Regions from separate parts of the Homo sapiens genome. Here region 1 is linked to region 2. The links are chromatin loops, found by intact Hi-C in ENCODE. Cell type or tissue: GM12878. All regions are shown on one strand. Links, peaks and the distances in the headings refer to the core of each region. The heading gives the core; the rest is flanking DNA. Region 1 overlaps LOC105376476 (a long non-coding RNA gene). Region 2 has its middle 180 kb from the start of JCAD.

Evidence for each region. Hi-C counts contacts between places; a loop is a spot of excess contacts. Peaks named below come from ENCODE experiments on the same cell type or tissue, not always from the same donor. Only the 100,000 strongest peaks of a DNase experiment are listed, where the experiment ranks them.
Region 1: a loop joins it to region 2, with 3 times the contacts of the local background. A loop is called at or near these places in 3 of 110 quality-filtered maps.

Annotation. Positions count from the first base shown.
Region 1 is chr10:29,824,939-29,833,271 of GRCh38, reverse strand. It overlaps LOC105376476 (a long non-coding RNA gene), which reads right to left. Exons shown (of 3, transcript XR_930790.2): 2 at 5,903-6,076; 3 at 4,161-4,829. Among named protein-coding and RNA genes, the nearest start is that of SVIL, 190 kb to the right of the region's middle. In GM12878, for the core only: no CTCF peak of the experiment used is centred there; a DNase peak (open chromatin) is centred at 4,172.
Region 2 is chr10:29,879,882-29,888,214 of GRCh38, reverse strand. No RefSeq gene overlaps it. Among named protein-coding and RNA genes, the nearest start is that of JCAD, 180 kb to the left of the region's middle. In GM12878, for the core only: no CTCF peak of the experiment used is centred there; no DNase peak of the experiment used is centred there.

The DNA of each region.
Region 1 (8,333 bases), core at 37-8,036, 55 kb after region 2:
GATTCTTCTACCCGGGTATCAGTGATCCTTCCCAGCTTCATGTCATCTGTGCAGTGATAAGGATAGTTTCAATTTCTTGATCCAAGTTGACAATAAAATAAGGAATTTAAACAACCAACAGAGGAGCCCTCCAGGTGGACACCTTTGAGCATGGTGCTCTACAACCAGATGTGACTCTCCTGCCAATTCTCTCTCCTACTTTACGTTTCCCCGTCTTACTCTGAAAAGATGCAATAAGGGAGCTTTGCAGATTCCCAGCCAAATTCAGATGGGCTGCAAACATTTGACCTTCCCTCCTTAGCCTCTTGCTCTCTTTGGCTCTGATTTTCTCATAGCTTTGTTGCTTTTCTAACTGGGTAAGTGACCAGATACCTCTACTTCGTGGAGCTTTCTGGGGCAAGAGAGCCAATTTCCCACAGTGCTGCATCACACCATCACCCAGAGAAGACCTTTCTTGGTGTTTCTTCTTGGAATGTTGCTAAAAAGCCCATTTTGGGCCAGGCCTGGTGGCTCACACCTGTAATCCCAGCACTTTGGGAGGCCAAGGCAAGAGGATCACTTGAGTCCAGGAGTTCGAGACCAACCTAGACAACATAGCAAGACTCCATCTGTACAAAAATTAAAATTAAAAAAAATAGCCGGGCATGGTGGCATGCACTTGTAATCCCAGCTTGTAGTCCCAGTTACTCAGGAGGCTGAGGTAGGGAGGATCACTTGAGCCTGGGAAGTTGAGGCTGCAGTGAGCCATGATCATGCGGCTGCACTCTAGCCTGGGTGACAGAGCCAGACACTGTCTTTCCCCCTCCCCGCTAAAAAAAGCCCATTTGGGCTGGTGCTTTTCACAAGCCTTAGCTCATCCTGGCTTTCCCAATATTCTCCCTGCTAAGCACTGCCATTTTTTGCATCTCTTCTTGGACTGGGGTTCTCCTTCCATTTCTTCCATCTATTTAAATGTAGACTCCTTGGAGAGTTCAATATGCAGCCACATCATTTCTTCTGTTGTCTTGCTCACTTTGGGTTTATGTCAATCATTGAGAGTATTTCTGATCAATATCATTCTAGAGCTAGGCAGGAGGGGCGCAACCCTGGGCCCTGGGGAAGTGAAGGATTAGCCTTCCTGAAAGAGAAGTTTGGCCTTTGCTCTCGGCTACTGAGTGGTGATCTCCAAGCCCCTGGAATGTCCTGCCCAATAAGAGGGACTTTGTTTGCCTGGGGACTTTAGCCACTGGATAGTCTAATGATATGATTTATGATGGGGTTTTGGAGACACATCATATCAGTTCCAACTTCCAGAATTATTAGCCTGAGCCTCTTAAAAGGGGCTGCAGACTGAAGGTCACCCACATGAGCAGTATGCGATAGACCCCAAGCAAAAACTGTGGACAGCCAAGGCTCAGGTGAGCATCCTCGGTTGGCTGTACCCTGTGTACATTGTCCTGGCCAGGAGGAGGCAATGCTATCTGATATGGTGTGGAGCTGCCCAATTACAATTCATGTCAAATTGTAATTCCCAGTGTTGGAGGTGAGGCCTGGTGGGAGGTGATTGGATCATAGGGGTGGTTTCTCATAGTTTAACGCCATGCTCCTTGGTGTTATTGTGGCAATAATGAGTGAGTTCCTGTGAGATCTGGTTGTTTAAAAGTGTGTTGCACCTCCCCTCTCTCTCTTCCTCCTGCTCTGGCCATGTGAAGTGCTGGCTCCTTCTTTGCCTTCCGCCATGACTGTAAGTTTCCTGAGGCCTTCTCAGAAGCTAAGCAGAAGCCAGCATCATGCTTCCTGTACAGCCTGCAGAACTGTGAGCTAATTAAACCTCTTGCCCTTATAAATTACCCAGTCTCAGGTATTTCTTTATAGCAATGTGAGAATGGACCAATACACTGATCATAAATGCATGGGAAGAGAACCAAAGGATCTTCTTCCTTTGGATCCCAACTGGACTTTGTCCTGTGTGTCTCTTCCCTTGATTGATTTTCTTGTGTAACTTTCAACTGTTAAAACAAACACACACACACATTCTCATGCTATGTATAATGCTTTCTTGGGTTCTCTGAACCATTCTAGAGAATTATTGAACTTGAGGGTGGTCCTGGGGACCCCTAAACTTGCAACTATTGTCTGAAGTAAGGGACTATTCCATCAGACTTTGCAGTTTGCTAAACTGTACTACAACCCCTAACTCTAGGGAAATAAATGCTGACTCTTATCCAGTTTTGTGCCTCCCTCCAGGACAAGGCATCCCCAGAGCTAGAGGGACATAGCTTTCCTCTTTCTGGATCATACCCCTGAGTGTGCTGGTGACTGGAGTTTGGTTGTTTGTGCTGGGGTGTCCACGTGGATGAGAATGAGTCCTCCCACAGCACAGAAGGAATGAGAGAAGAGAGGGTGAGCTATGGAACAAAGGCCTGGAGCCAGGGTTAGCTCTCCCCACACCACCATATTCCACTGCGGAATTCCAGACAGTTGAGAATTCTAAATTTGAACTTGGACTTCAAGGTCATCATGACAGTATTTTTTTCAAAGCAGCAAGCTACAGCATATTTTGTTTAATAGGTTGTTAGCTTGATTTACAGCCTTTAAGTATCTAAACATGTGGTATGTAGGTCTCTATTCGTACTCTTGCCTCATCCCCCGAAGTGTCAGGAGCCAGCCTGTTGCTGATTGTAAAGATTCTGTTTTTAGAGGCTTCTGCTCGACGATAGTGTCTTTTAAGACAGGCTGTTAAAGGTTAACAAAGCATCACATGTACATTTTCACAGATGATCTTGAAATATATGTAACAGGATGTTAAAATGGGATTTTACTTGTCTCATTTTCTGCTGAGGTTTCAAAAGGCTAAGAATAAAGCAGTAAACTAAGTACTCCCACATTCCAAAATGAAGTGCTAGACCACTGCTCTAGGTTATCTATTGCTACATAACAGCATGCACCAAAACTTCACAGTATAAAATAGGTCTTTTATTTTCTCAAAATTATTTGGCTCAGAAATTTGTACAAGGCACAGAGGGAATGGCTCACCTCCATGACTAAATTCTGGGACCTTACCTGGAATACCACATAGCAGGGAACCTTACCTGGAATACCACATAGCTAAGGTGGCTTAACTGGGTCATATGGCTGGGGACCTGATGCTTCTGTTGGTTTCGTTCCTCAGCTTTCCTTTGTGTGCCATTTCCATGTGGCTAGCTTGGGCTTCCTCATAATATGGTGGTCTGATTCATCAGCCTTCTTACATGCCTGCTGCATTCTCTCCTGAGAGAGAGCTGAAGATGCCAGGCCTCTCAAAGGCCAGGCTAAGCACTGGCACAGTATCACTTCCTCCATGTCCAATTGGTCAAGGCAAATCACAGGACTGGCCCAAGTTCAAAGAGGAAGAGCAGGAATCGCCTCTACTTCTTGATGAATGGAGCCAATAGAGAAGGAAATCACATATAGGGAGAGAAGGAAATGATGGTGGCCACCTTTGGAGATAACATACAACTATCCACACAGACTTGCAAAGGAGGGAAGTGACAATGTTCTCCAACCCTTAGCTCTATGCCAATCAAAGTTTTAAAAGGTTTAAAGTTGGAAATGAGAAAGAGGGCTTCTTTGGAAAAAGTTGTTGGAGCACTGAGGCACTTTTCTTCCTGTGCTTCTCCTTCACCTCAAGCCTAGTAGGAGGGGCTTCAGGGAGACATCACGCTTTGATCCATCTTTCCAGTTTTGACTTTACTGTTTCTCATAATGCAGCTTTTGGCATTTTCCCTCCAGCTACATACACCATGGTTGAGGAGAACTAGCCTTTTGTCCACCCATGTTTGTAGCAGTGTTGATGTTGTCCACAACACCCTAAAGGTGGAAGCAATCCAAGTGCCTGTCAATGGGTGAATGGATAAATCAGTTATGATAGGAATCTCTCCAGCCCATGTGAAGAGTGTGAACCTTGAAAGGCCGGCTCTCTCAAGGTTCACACTCTGGCTAACAGGGCCTAAATTCAATTTAGAGCCAAGCGGCAACTTGCTGACTAGAAGTCACACATGTTTTTGAGTTCCCAGAAAACCCACATCTGCTTAACTTTGGGACTTTCATAGCTTCCTGTTCTTGTTTATGTTGCCGGAACCAACCAATAGACTATGACCTGTGTCAACAAATCAGAACTCAGCAAGCATCAACCAATCAGATTAAGCAAGTTTGAATCCTTTATTTGCATAAGTGGACCTGAGTGGGAACAGGGCAGGAACTTTCTCTATAAAAGCCCAGCCCCTCCTTTGTTGTCTGGAAAGCACCTTCATTTTACACTGAAAGCTGCATTCCCCTAGTTTGAAAACTGTTTACAGGAATAAAGTCTCTTTCCTCCAAATACCTTTTCAGAGAATTATTGTTCACAAGGGTTATCCACCAAATCAGAGGATCCCAGATCTGTGTGCTCGGAGCCTTCAATACTAACAAGGCTGAGAGCTGGGGCACTCCCCTATGCACTCCAGGTCTTATTTATGTAACATGAATTTCCTGCTGGACCTCAGTTCCCTAATTGTGTTTTTATTTCTTGTTGCACAATTAGGCCTCTGGGAAATATCAGTGTAAAAAGTTGGGTTTTTCATGAGGGTTCTGAGTCAGACAGCAGTAGGAAGTGGGGAGGTTAGGGACAAAGGAGAGAAAGGACCCGTCCTCCCCCATTTCACTTTTGGCCCAGGCCCAGCACCATCTGGATCCCTTCCCACTGGGGCTCCCCCAGGCCTTGCAGAGCACAGAATGGCATCCTTCATTAGGTTACGATACTTATCAAGTCCAACAAGGTATGGATGAGCCAGCATGGCAGTCTTGAGAACACCGCATTCTGCCCTGGCTGCCTGCAAGGAAACACAAGGCAGTCTTTGTTTTTTGTTTGTTTGTTTGTTTTGTTTTTTGTTTCATTTTTTTGAGATGGAGTCTCACTCTGTCACCCAGGCTGGAATGCAGTGGTGGTAATCTCTGCTGACTGCAACCTCTGTCTCCTGGGTTCAAGCAATTCTCCTGCCTCAGCCTCCCAAATAGCTGGGATTACAGGTGTGCACCACCACACCCAGCTAATTTTTGTATTTGTAGTAGAGATGGGGTTTCACCGTTTTTGCCAGGCTGGTCTCGAACTCCTGACCTCAGCTGATCCATCCGCCTTAGCCTCTAAAAGTGCTAGGATTATAGGTATAAGCCACTGTGCCCAGCCTCTTGAAGAGCAGTCATCTGAGAGCTGTATTTGAAACCCAGATGATAGATCCATTTGTGACAAACGCTTAGAATGACTGAATCTGGGCTTCTTCAAGACTCTCCTCCTCCCTTCACCCATAAATCTCCCAGAAAGCCATTCACTAGCCTGTCATGGTTTTAAATGTGGCCCACAGTTCCCTGTTACTGACTCCACCTTGGGAGGTGAGGTCTATACCCCTCATTTGAATCTAGGACGGCTAGGGACTGCTCCCTCCAATAACATATAGCGGAAAGTAAGTCAAGGTGATGGTAGGGATACGGTCTATAAGGCAGGCAGTGGGCACCGCCTCCCCCAAGGACTGCCCCTCTGGGCTCTTTAGCTGTCAGTTTGAGCTTGGCCCTCTGGCTGTCCCTGTTCCTGCCCGGTGCATAACCACGTGCATGAACAAGCAAGCCATCTGGAAGTGTGTCCTCCTTCCTCCACTCTCTCAGCCCCCAGCCCTTTGAGTTATCCAAGAACCATAGAGCAGGGACAAGCCACTCTTGCTTTGGCCCTTCTGAATGCCCCAGCCCCGATCAGCCAGCATCTTAAGATAGTTGTTTCACCTACGACCTTCTGGGGTGCTTTCTCACACAGCATTAGCAACTAGAACACTGTCTCTGCATCTCCCCTTCAACTAGAATTAATAGAGCACTTAGTTGGCTAAATAAATGTTTAAAATCGAGAACAAGGACTTACCCCTAGTGAAGATCCAGGTACAAGTATTCTCCTGAGAGAGAGCTGAAGATGCCAGGCCTCTAAAAGGCCGGGCTAAGCACCGGCACAGTATCACTTCCTCCATGTCCAGTTGGTCAAGGCAAATCACAAGGCTGGCCCAAGTTCAAAGAGGAAGAGCAGGAATCACCTCTACTTCTTGATGAATGGAGCCAATAGAGAAGGAAATCACATATAGGGAGAGAAGGAAATGATGGTGGCCACCTTTGGAGATAATGTACCACCTTTGGAGACAGGCCAGGTACAAAGGCAGGATCCCTTGTTTTGTTTTGGGGTTTGTTTGCATGAGAACATGTGTTTCTCCAGTCCTTACATAGCTTCCACAAAGGCAGCCTGGCCCTGGAAAATTTCCTGAGCCTGGTTTGGATGGGGGTGATGGCAGCAGATTCCCCCACCTTTTTTTTTTTTTTTTCTTTTGCTTCCTGGAGCTGCCGGGAGATGAAAGAGTCAGCAAGAGTCAGGTCTGACAGGCTTCCTGCTACTAGGACACAGATCACAGCCCATCATTTTTGTCAAAGGCTTGGGGCGGGAGAGGGGGAAGGAAAGCAACAATATGAGGAAATTTACATGGCAGCCTTGGGATTTAGCTCAGATTTCCTTTACAGGAAGGAGGGGACAATATTATTACTGATTCATTGATTTTTCCAATGGGAGAGAGTTGAAGACACACGGGCAGGAGCTGATGGTGCCTGTCAGCATTCATTCTGCAGTTGGAATTGATTCTTTATACAACATACATCTTTAAGGAGTCTCCAGAGAGTGTGTGAAGCAGCGTAAACTCAATCCATCTCGCTCGCCAGATTGGGAATTTCCTATTTGCCAATTTGTGTGATCAACTCCATAGGACAGGTTGTGTCCTGTTTGTTTTAGGGTTGAGTGAAGTGAGTTTTCAAGACCACTCAGCTAAGGCGTGGCAGCCCCAGGGTTTAGGCTTCAAGTTCTTTGATGGCAAGTAATAGACAGAGAGTCTAGCTAAGTTAACCACAAAGTCACAGGGGAATTTATTGGAAGAGTTTGAGGGGGCTCCTAGGATTTTAGAACCAGGCTTACAGAGGACAGGGACCGGGTGCTTTCTTGGGGTTTTAGGATATGGGGGCAGTCTTATCCAAGAACCACCACTCGAATGAATGAACTCTGATGGCTTTCTGTCTTTTCATCACTCTGTTTCTTGTCTTCCTCCACACAAGGAGGGATTGTGATTCAAATCCCAGAGAGGCTCCTGGGTTAGGAAGAGCTCACTTGGTCTTGCTTGTGTCAAGTGAATATCCCTTAACCAGAGAAAGGCATGGAGCCTTGAGTAAAAATCTCCTCCAAACTCATCTCATAAGGGAGGAATAATTCTATCCTCCGTCCCCCAAATTGGAATGCAACTACCAAAGAAGGAGGAGTGGATGCTGAATGACCACAAGAACAAAACCTGCCCACTCCGTCAGCACTATCCAATGCCCAGTCCAGTCTTCTCACTGCCTTAGCTCCATAGGGTACTTTGTACTCCTACAGAGCTCTGTACCTAAGATGATATTACCCTGCCCCTCCTTGAAATGTATTCCAAGAGGGAAGAATGCCTAAGGGAACAAACAGAGGGGCTTCTTCTCTGGGTTACATGTGGACTCAGCTGGAATAAACTTTCGAACCCCAGGCAGATTAGAAGTGCATCTTATTTATTACCTTCTAGGCTGCTCTTTGTAAGGCATTTTTGCCTGAGCCACAGGCTTGATAACAAATGCAGTAAAAGTGGGGAAAATGCTGATTTAATGTAACAATATGGGATGGTGATGTATTCTATGTAGTAAACAAGAGTAGCTATTGAGTTATAAATAATCATTTTATAGCAATCTTGAATATCTCTGATACCAGATGTGTAGTAAATACAATCACTTTATAGAACTTCCTTTCCTTTGAAAATATGAGGAAATGATTTATAATATAAAGTTACATGTGTGCCGTGTGCCGCTCACATGGGCTTTATTTTGTGCTTGTGGTTGGATTTGTTTAACTCTTCTTTGATCACCCCAGTAGAATAGGCCTGGTTAAGTGTTCCCTGGTTTTGTGTCCCTAAACCATGGTATAGAAAATTGGGGTCATTTTGCTACATCTAGTCAGTCCCAATGCTGGCCTATTGCTTTGGGAATCTAAGTTGCATATCCACTGAATGAAGTGTCACCCTAAAAACTAGCTTTGTGAATCTAGATTGCATACTCAGTGAATGAAGTATACGAAGCATATTGTCCAAAAAGTTCATTGTTTTTTTTTTGTTTTTTTGTTTTTTGTTTTTTTTGAGACAGAGTCTTGCCTTATCACCCTGGCTGGAGAGCAGTGGTGCCATCTCGGCTCACTGCAACTTCCACCTCCCGGGTTCAAATGGTTCTCCTGCCTCAGCCTCCCAAGTAGCTGT
Region 2 (8,333 bases), core at 71-8,070:
AATAAACATCTGCCAAAGATTTATTTAACCCATTAATGAGGGAACAGCAGATGGAAAAGCTCAATCAGGAGCACTGAAAGTGCAAGTATTTGCAGCCATTGAGGAAAGAATATAGAATGACACAGCTACCAGGTTACATGTGAAAAGTTGGCTTATGTCCTGCCATAATCATACCTTTTGAAGTTATCTTTTTCTCCCAAACAGAAGTAATGTACATCTCTCTCTCCAGCACAAATCTCCAAGTAACTTCTGACTCTAGGTCTTTTTTTGTTATTTTCATTATTTTTTAATTGACACATAATAATTGTACATATTTACAGGGCACAATGTGATATTTTGAAATGTATTGTCGTAGTCTGTTTTGCATTTCTATAAAGGACTACCTGAGGCTGGGCAATTTGTAAAGAAAAGAGGTTTATTTGGTTTATGCTTCTTCTGGCTGTACAAGAACCATGGAGTCAGCATCTGCTTCTGGGGAGGCCTCAGGAAGCTTCCACTCATGGTGGAAGGTGAAGGGGAGCAGGCATCACACAGCAACCCAGAAAGGAAGCAAGAGAAAGAAGGAGGTGCAAAGCTCTTCTCAACAACCAGTTCTTGCGGGACTGCTTGAGAACTCACTCACTCCTACGAGAATGGCACCGAACCATTCATAAGGGATCTGCCCCCACGACCCAAACACCTCCACCAGGCCCTACCTCCAACATAGGGATCAAATTTCGCCATGATATTTGGAGGGGACAGACATCCAAACTGCATCACATGTATACAATGTGTAATAATCAAATCAGGATCTTTAGCACATCCAGAACCTCAAAACATGTATCATATTTTTGTGCTGGGAACATTCAGATCAGCTCTTCTAGCTATTTGAAAATATGCAATATGTTGTTAACCCCACTATGTAGTGCTGTAGAACACTAGAACTTATTACTCCAGGTCCTGATCAGTAGTAAATGGTGAGTCAAGCAAAGGCACAGGTAATGGAAGGATCCTTGGATGAGCGTTTTAGATCAAATCCAGCGTGACATTGAAGGGACATACATTTCTCCTTTTGCCTTGTTTTTGCATTTTTGGATAGCTACTCTTAGCAACATAGGCAGATGGTACAATTGGGAACATGGGGGATTTGAGCAGGTGAGTCTCTTATGGGAAGCAAGATGGCCGAGAAGGTACAGAAAGAATACTGGTGTCCTCATGTGAGTTCACATGGAAAAGGGGATCTGCATGGCCAAGAGCAATGAGGATTCCTTGAAGAGGAGTTGGGCTGTCAGGACTGGTGGAAAAGGTCGTAGCTGATTAGCACAGGGTTCCTCAGTCAGGTCATTCTTAACTGCCTGTGGAGTTTTCCTACCCCCATCTCCTTCCTCTCTGGTCTGAGCCGTTGGTGCAGCTCCCCACTCTTGGTGGAGACCCTGTGAGCCTTCCCATCTTTGAGGAGTGCTGTCCCCAGGATCTTTTCCCTGTGCATCTCTGCTTCCTGATTCTGTCCACACCTCTACCCTCACCACAGTACCTGGCCTCACCAACACAAGGTGACCATTCTGCAGTTCAAATTCACCAGCTCTGCAGTGGAGAGGTGACTCTCTCTCCTCCCCGACCCCATACCAGCTCACCCCCTGGCCTCCGCTATGCTATCTGCCTGCCTGTCTAACACTTTCTGTCTCAACTCAGGCCACAGCTCTCCATAAGGCTCTCTTTCTAACAATGCAAGGTCTGTTTCTTCCTCTTCCGAGCAAGGCCAGCTGCATTCCTCCACCAGCTGAGGCCTCTGGATTGTGGGTACCTCCCCTCTTAATAACTCCCTACATGGTGTGACCTTGTCCCATCTCTTCTCAGCTGTATCCCACTGCCCTGAAGTACTTTGCTTCCAGCTTCCCTGGGTTCTAAATCTTCCTTGGCTCTAAGCCTTGAGGCTGCCCCTCCACTCTGCTTTAAGACCACATCCCACTTTCTCAGAGCATTCTGACACATCCCAGATGGCCTGTGGGTTAGACCCCTTGTTCCCTGGGGTTATCTAGGACTTTGGACCACAGTGAGATTATCTTTGCAGCTGTAGCCTCCCCAGGTTTACTTCAAGGTCCCCCATGGCCCAAGGCTGGGGTGAGATTAAATGTAGAACACCCCCCTCCATGGGCCCCACATCCACCTGCATCTCAGGGCCCTCAGCCTCGATCCCTGGAATCAACTCCTCTTTGGACATTCTCCGAATCCCAGAACAGCCCCGCATGAGCCTCAAAACAGCCTTAAAATAAATCCAGGGTTTTTTCAATTTGCCTTTCTGATTTTTGGAATAGCCTGAGATATAATTAGTGGAGGTATTTGTGCCTATCCTTCAAAGCCTTTAGAAGAACCTATGTGAGCCAGAGCTCTGTTACCTGCTTTAACTTGCTTAGCAGGAACCAAAGAGGCAAATGTGAGAAGAAGGAGATGCCCTCTGGTTCCCTTCTGCCCTCCCAGGCATCCCCAGCTCTGCAGGCTCCTAGGGGCACTCTCAAGGACTGAGCTCTCACCAGCCTCATTAGCTCTAGCTCTGGGCAACATGGAAAGCCCAAGTGCCTAGTCAAGGGCCTGTGAGTCTTTCCTCTGACCTTTCCCTAAAGAATCCAGAGGCCCTGACCCTCTTCTTCCAGACGTAGAACCATGGAGCTGCTGCCTCCTCCTAAAGATAGAGCCGCTGCCTCCTCCTAAAGATAGAGCCAAAGACATAGAGCCAGGTACCCAGGGTTTGAGTCCAGGGCCCATTATCTACTGGCTGTAGGAATTTGAGCAAGTCACTCTCTTAGCTTTTTATCTCATCTACAGTTGTTAATACTACTATTCACTAGCAAAGACATGGAATCAACCTAAATGCCCATCAGTGATAGACTGGATAAAGAAAATGTGGTACATACACATCATGGAATACTATGCACCCATAAAAAAAGAACAAGATCATGTCCTTTGCAGGGACATGGATGGAGCTGGAGGCCATTATCCTTAGCGAACTAATACAGGAACAGAAAACCAAATACCGCATGTTCTCATTTATAAGTGGGAGATAAATGATGAGAACACATGGACACATAGAGGAGAACAAGACACAGTGGGGTTTACTGGAGGGTGGAGGGCAGGAGGAGGGAGAGAATCAGGAAAAATAACTAATGGGTACTAGACTTAATACCTGGGTGAGGAAATAATCTGTACAACAAACTCCCATGACACAAGTTTACCCATGTAACAAACCTGCACATGTACCCCTGAATTTAAAATAAAAGTCAAAAAAGACCCGTCATCTCACAGAGCTTTTCGGAGGACCAAAAGAGATCTAAATAATTTTCCCAACAATGAAACATCAAATAAAAGAATAAATGTTGCTGTTACCATCTATAGTAATAATATAGCAAAAAGTAATAGTAAAATTTCAGATGTGTGATTAATACACCTAACCGTAATAACACCTGTCATCATACACCTATCATAATAATAGATCTTTCTTAATGGCGTTTCCCAGTCTCCCTATAGACTATCTTTTCTTAACCTCATAGAGTAGGACACCATTTCCCCCATTTCTCTTGCCCAGGCAACGCATACATTACTACCTAAGGATTTTTTTTTTTTTTTTTTACCATCTTTTTCACCTTCTTCCAAAATTTCCTCCAAAGACTCACACCTTGAATTGCAGGGCAGTGTTGTGTACAATGGAGGCACACTTCACCGTCTGTCCATCTGTTCTGTCCAGCAAGCGGCAGACTAGCTAATCCTGCAGCTTTGATAGCTCCTTCCTAAGCCAGCTGGGCATTAATTCAGTTCCATAAACACCAGTGGCACATCCAAGGACACAGGCATTCTATGAGCAGTGGTTTCTGTGACATTTGCTAAGTGCTTGACAAAATTAAAATGATTTTGTTTCCCTTTTTCTTTTTCTTTTTTCTTTTTTCTTTTTGACAGGGTCTCGTTCTGCCACCCAGGCTGGAGTGCAGTGGTGCCATCTCGGCTCATTGCAACCTCTGCCTCCTGGATTCAAGCAATTCTTGTGCCTCAACCTCCCTAATAGCTGGGATTACAGGTGCCCACCACCACGCCTGGCTCATTTTTTTTGTATTTTTAGTAGAGACAGGGTTTCACCATGTTGGCCAGGCTGGTCTCCAATTCCTGACCTAAAATGATCTGCCTGCCTCTGCCTTCCAAAGTGCTGGGATTACAGGCGTGAGCCACCGTGCCCGGCCAGTTCCCTTTTTCAAGTGTAAGATTTTTCAGACTTTATTCCTTTAACACGCATTATAAATTTCCAAGTGGCAGATGTAGCATGCTGTTTCCCAAATTTAGCTAGCCATGGAACCCTTATTTCCCGCATGGCACCTCCTTGGGTTAGTGCCCTGTAGAGTGCCTTGTCTTCACCTAGCATGTGGAATCCGCACACAAAAACCCTTTCTCAAGGCATCCCAGCCCTGGGACAAGAGAAGAGCCCTTCCTGAAGCTTCTGTTATGGACAGCTCCTTCACTCCCTTCTCAGCCTTCTCCACATCAATCTTAAGCACTTTTCTGATCTTCTACTGGACAGCATTTCATCCCATAGAGGTTTCCTTCTACACACTGACTCCCTGGAGCCACTCAACGTGGTAGTGCTGTTAGCTCATAGAACCAAGGCCTTTGTCTTTCTCCCTCTCAGCATGGAACATACCTGGTCTACACGCAAGAGTGAGGGACTCAGCATGGGAGAGGCCTTCTTGGCCAATTTCAGCAAAACAGCCAGGGACGATGTGGCTAGAGCAGATGAATGGCCATGATTAAACCTGGCTGGGTGTGGTGGCTCACACCTGTCATCTCAGCATTTGGGAGGCTGAGGCTGGAGAATTGCTTGAGGCCAGGAGTGTGAAACCAGCTGGGCAATGTAGCAAGACCTTGTCTCTACTTTCAAAAAAAAAAAAAAAACAAGAAAAAAGATTAAGTCTACAAGTGTCTTCAGTACAAACTTCTCTAGAGAGAAGAAGTACAGGCCTCCAGGCCAGAGGCCCCCAAGTAACTCCCGAGACCAACCCAGAGGGGCCCCTCTTTGTTGACAAAAAAGGAGCGACTTATTATTCCTACTCCAGGCAAAGCAGGAATATACTCATGTCCTAGGTACAGGAAGGGAATTCCCCTTTGCCTTTGAGCCCACTTTAGGAATTTCAGATTCACTTGGGGATCTGTTTTTTGCCTTCAGTTTCATTCTTCACTTCAGCATTCATTTCAGCATGGGCTGGCTGTGGGCCACAAGCTTCACCAGAACCCAAGGCAAGGCTGCGAGGAAAACGTCCCTGGGGGAGCATGGTCGCGTGCTTGGAGGACCATGCTTGGAGGACTGTTGGAGGACATGGGACACATGCCTTCTTTGTTTTGTTTCCTGTAGGACACGTTCTAGGAGGACTGTTAGTTGGTGGGGGAAACAAAGCCCACTCAGGCCACCAAGGGCCGTTGTCCCTGCCTGAAGTATGCTAGGACCCCATGCCCAAAGGGCAGGCTTGCTGTGAACAGCCTGACTACCCTCTGCTGATAACCCGTGGTGGGGACAGAGACAATTCACTACTGTGAAGTTAAAAGAGCTTAAGTTTCAAGGCCTCTGCCCTGCACAGCCTCTTTCCTGTGCAGGGCCCTGTCCCTGGTTTCGCACTTGTAATTTAGTATTCTTTTCCAGATTCTCAGGTGGAATAAGGTTTGGCCCCAGAAATCCTGGATCCAGTCTTGGTGGATAAGAGGCACATGCCTCTCCAATGACATCACATTCTGTGGAAATTTACAGGACCAGAAGTGGGTTCTGAACTCAATGGAGTGCAAGAAAAGCTCCTAAGACCAGCTCTCAGGCTTGGTGCATTTGCAGAGAAAATGGCTTCCTAGGCAGATGCTGGAGTTTCTGGATCTGAATTGCTGAGATGGCCTCAGAGAAACTCCTGTAGACACCTGACAATGCACAGAGCCCAGGGGCCTTGAACCAAGCTGGGGGATGAGCCATTCTTTTTCTACTACGGTTCTTTTTCAGGAAAACTCTAGGGAACATCACGAGGCTTCTAGCCTTCTCAGTTTGTTACTAGACTGGCTATCTCCCCACCATGTTTGATTAATTTTTGTCTTTAAATCAGAGCAACTCCTCGTGGAGCTACTACATCAAGGCAAGTAGCAGATCGAGATGGAAGTCATAACCAATGTTCCCAACAACAAGACTTCCCAGCCCAGCAGCTGCTCTGTCTCAGGGCGGACTCAAGCCCTTCGGTTCCAACATTCCCATCAGTTTCAGGACCCCTTCTGTGTCCTGAAACTTCAAAGCAAAATGCTTCCTTTTCTCAGGATGGTCAGAAGTCACTGGATTCCCTTTAAAGTCCTCTAGAATCCCATTCTCCCACTTATTGCTTCTAAGATAAAACAGAGTGTTCCATTCTTTTGCTGTAAAGCATGTTGGACAAGAAAATCCAACTGAAGGCTTCATGGCTGTAATTTATTTGTGCTTTTTTTCTATCCCCTTGAGAAAAAAGAGAAAAAAAAAAAAGCACAGGCATTGCCCAACCGTGGACACAGCCTCATAAGAGTGCGATGTGTGTGCGGAGTAACAGTGCCTGGGAGACAGGCTGCGCACAGATAAGCCAAGCCAACACCCATAAAATAAAAGGGCAGCCCTAATGAAAGGGCAGACTTTGAAAGAGAAAACCTGAGGCCAAGCCCACTTGGTGGGAAACAGATGTGCCTATGACCTAAGATGAGATTTGTGAGCCTGACTTTCTCCCCCGCAGTTGCTGGCCACGTTCAAGGTAAGCCCCTTCTGGAGCCAGACAGCCGTGGGCTCGCTGCAACGGAGGGCTGTTCAGTCCAGCTTTCAGTCATCACTGGGTTGATCAGAAATTCCCTGCACTTGAGACACTAATACAAATGTTCTTCATTAAAAAAAAATACTAAACAGTGAACATGGAAGTGACCTCAGAGCCAGAACTTTGAGGGAACATTAAGATAAAGTATTTTACAAATGGGTCCTCCTCTGCCTTGGAGAAAAAGGAATTGATAACATTCTCGTTACCATTCAAGTTCTCTCCTTACAGAAAAGTACAAGGTTTATTGTATGACTTCTTCCCACACCCATCTGTCTCCTGTCCACTCCTTATCTAAGCAATGGGCCACATTCATCCCTCAGCTGTTCTCAGGCCACTAAGAGATGTAGGCTTCTTACTAAGTCAGTCCTGAAGGGTCTGGGACTTCCCTGCACACTGGTGAATGCGTGCCACTGCTGGCAGCTGTGACTGTATTTGAAAAGCGTAATTCTGGTTCATGTTCTCTTTACGACAGACTTTGTTTCCTTTTTTATTCCTTTTTTTTTTAGTGATAAGGTCTCACTCGGTCACCTAAGCTGAAGTGCAGTGGCACAATCACAGCTCACTGCAGCCTCGAACTCCTGGGCTCCATTGACTCTCCTGCCTCAGCCTCCCAAGTAGCTGGGACTGCAGGCATGAGTCACAATGCCCAGTTAATTTTTTCATTTTTTGTTGAGATGGGGTCTCACTATGTTGCCCAGGCTTGCCTTGAACTTCTGAGCTCAAGCAACCCTCCCATGTCAGCCAAAGTGCTAGGATTACAGGCAAGAGACATCGCACCTGGCCAAAATTATCTTTTGATAAGAATGCTGACATTCGCCTTGTTTTCTCCTGATATTGCATCGCTGAGATAAAGTCTGGGTCTCCATCTTGTCTCTATCCATGAGACAACAACATGTATGCTGAGTCTGCTGAAGTGGGGCTTGGTACATAGTCTGGGGTTGGCCTAAGCCCCCTTCCCTTTTTTCCTACTTTTTACCTTTGACCTTTTGTTTTCTTTGGACTAACATATTGTAGGTGCATGCTCTGAGGCAAGCACTGTGCTAAGTATTTCACATGCATTAGCTCATTGGGTGCTCCCACTGCCTTCCATGAGAGAAGCAGCCTTCTGAGGTCAGAGCGGGCCGAAGATGTGCAGCCTGACTTCTCACCCAGGTCTTTCCAAAGTCTAGGGCAAAGCTCTAAGTACTTCCTGCCCCTTGCTCAGCAATCGCCCTGCTTATAGCAGAAGAGAATAGAGTGTCTAGAAAGCATCACACAAGTCTCTTCTCTGGAGAGAATCTCACAATGTGAGTCCTGGAAGAGATTGCCAAGCCCCCAGAAGAGCACCACCCTCATTACACAACTGGAAAGAGTGAATGCCAAATTGCCTAGCTCGAGGTCAGCCAACTCATTAATTGAAGACAGAAAGATAATGTGGAAATCAAGCAATGTTACCATTTTGTGATGGCTTCAGACAAAGATTTTACAAGGAAGATGTTGGAAACCGCGAGTGAAGTTTGGGACTGGGCATTATATATG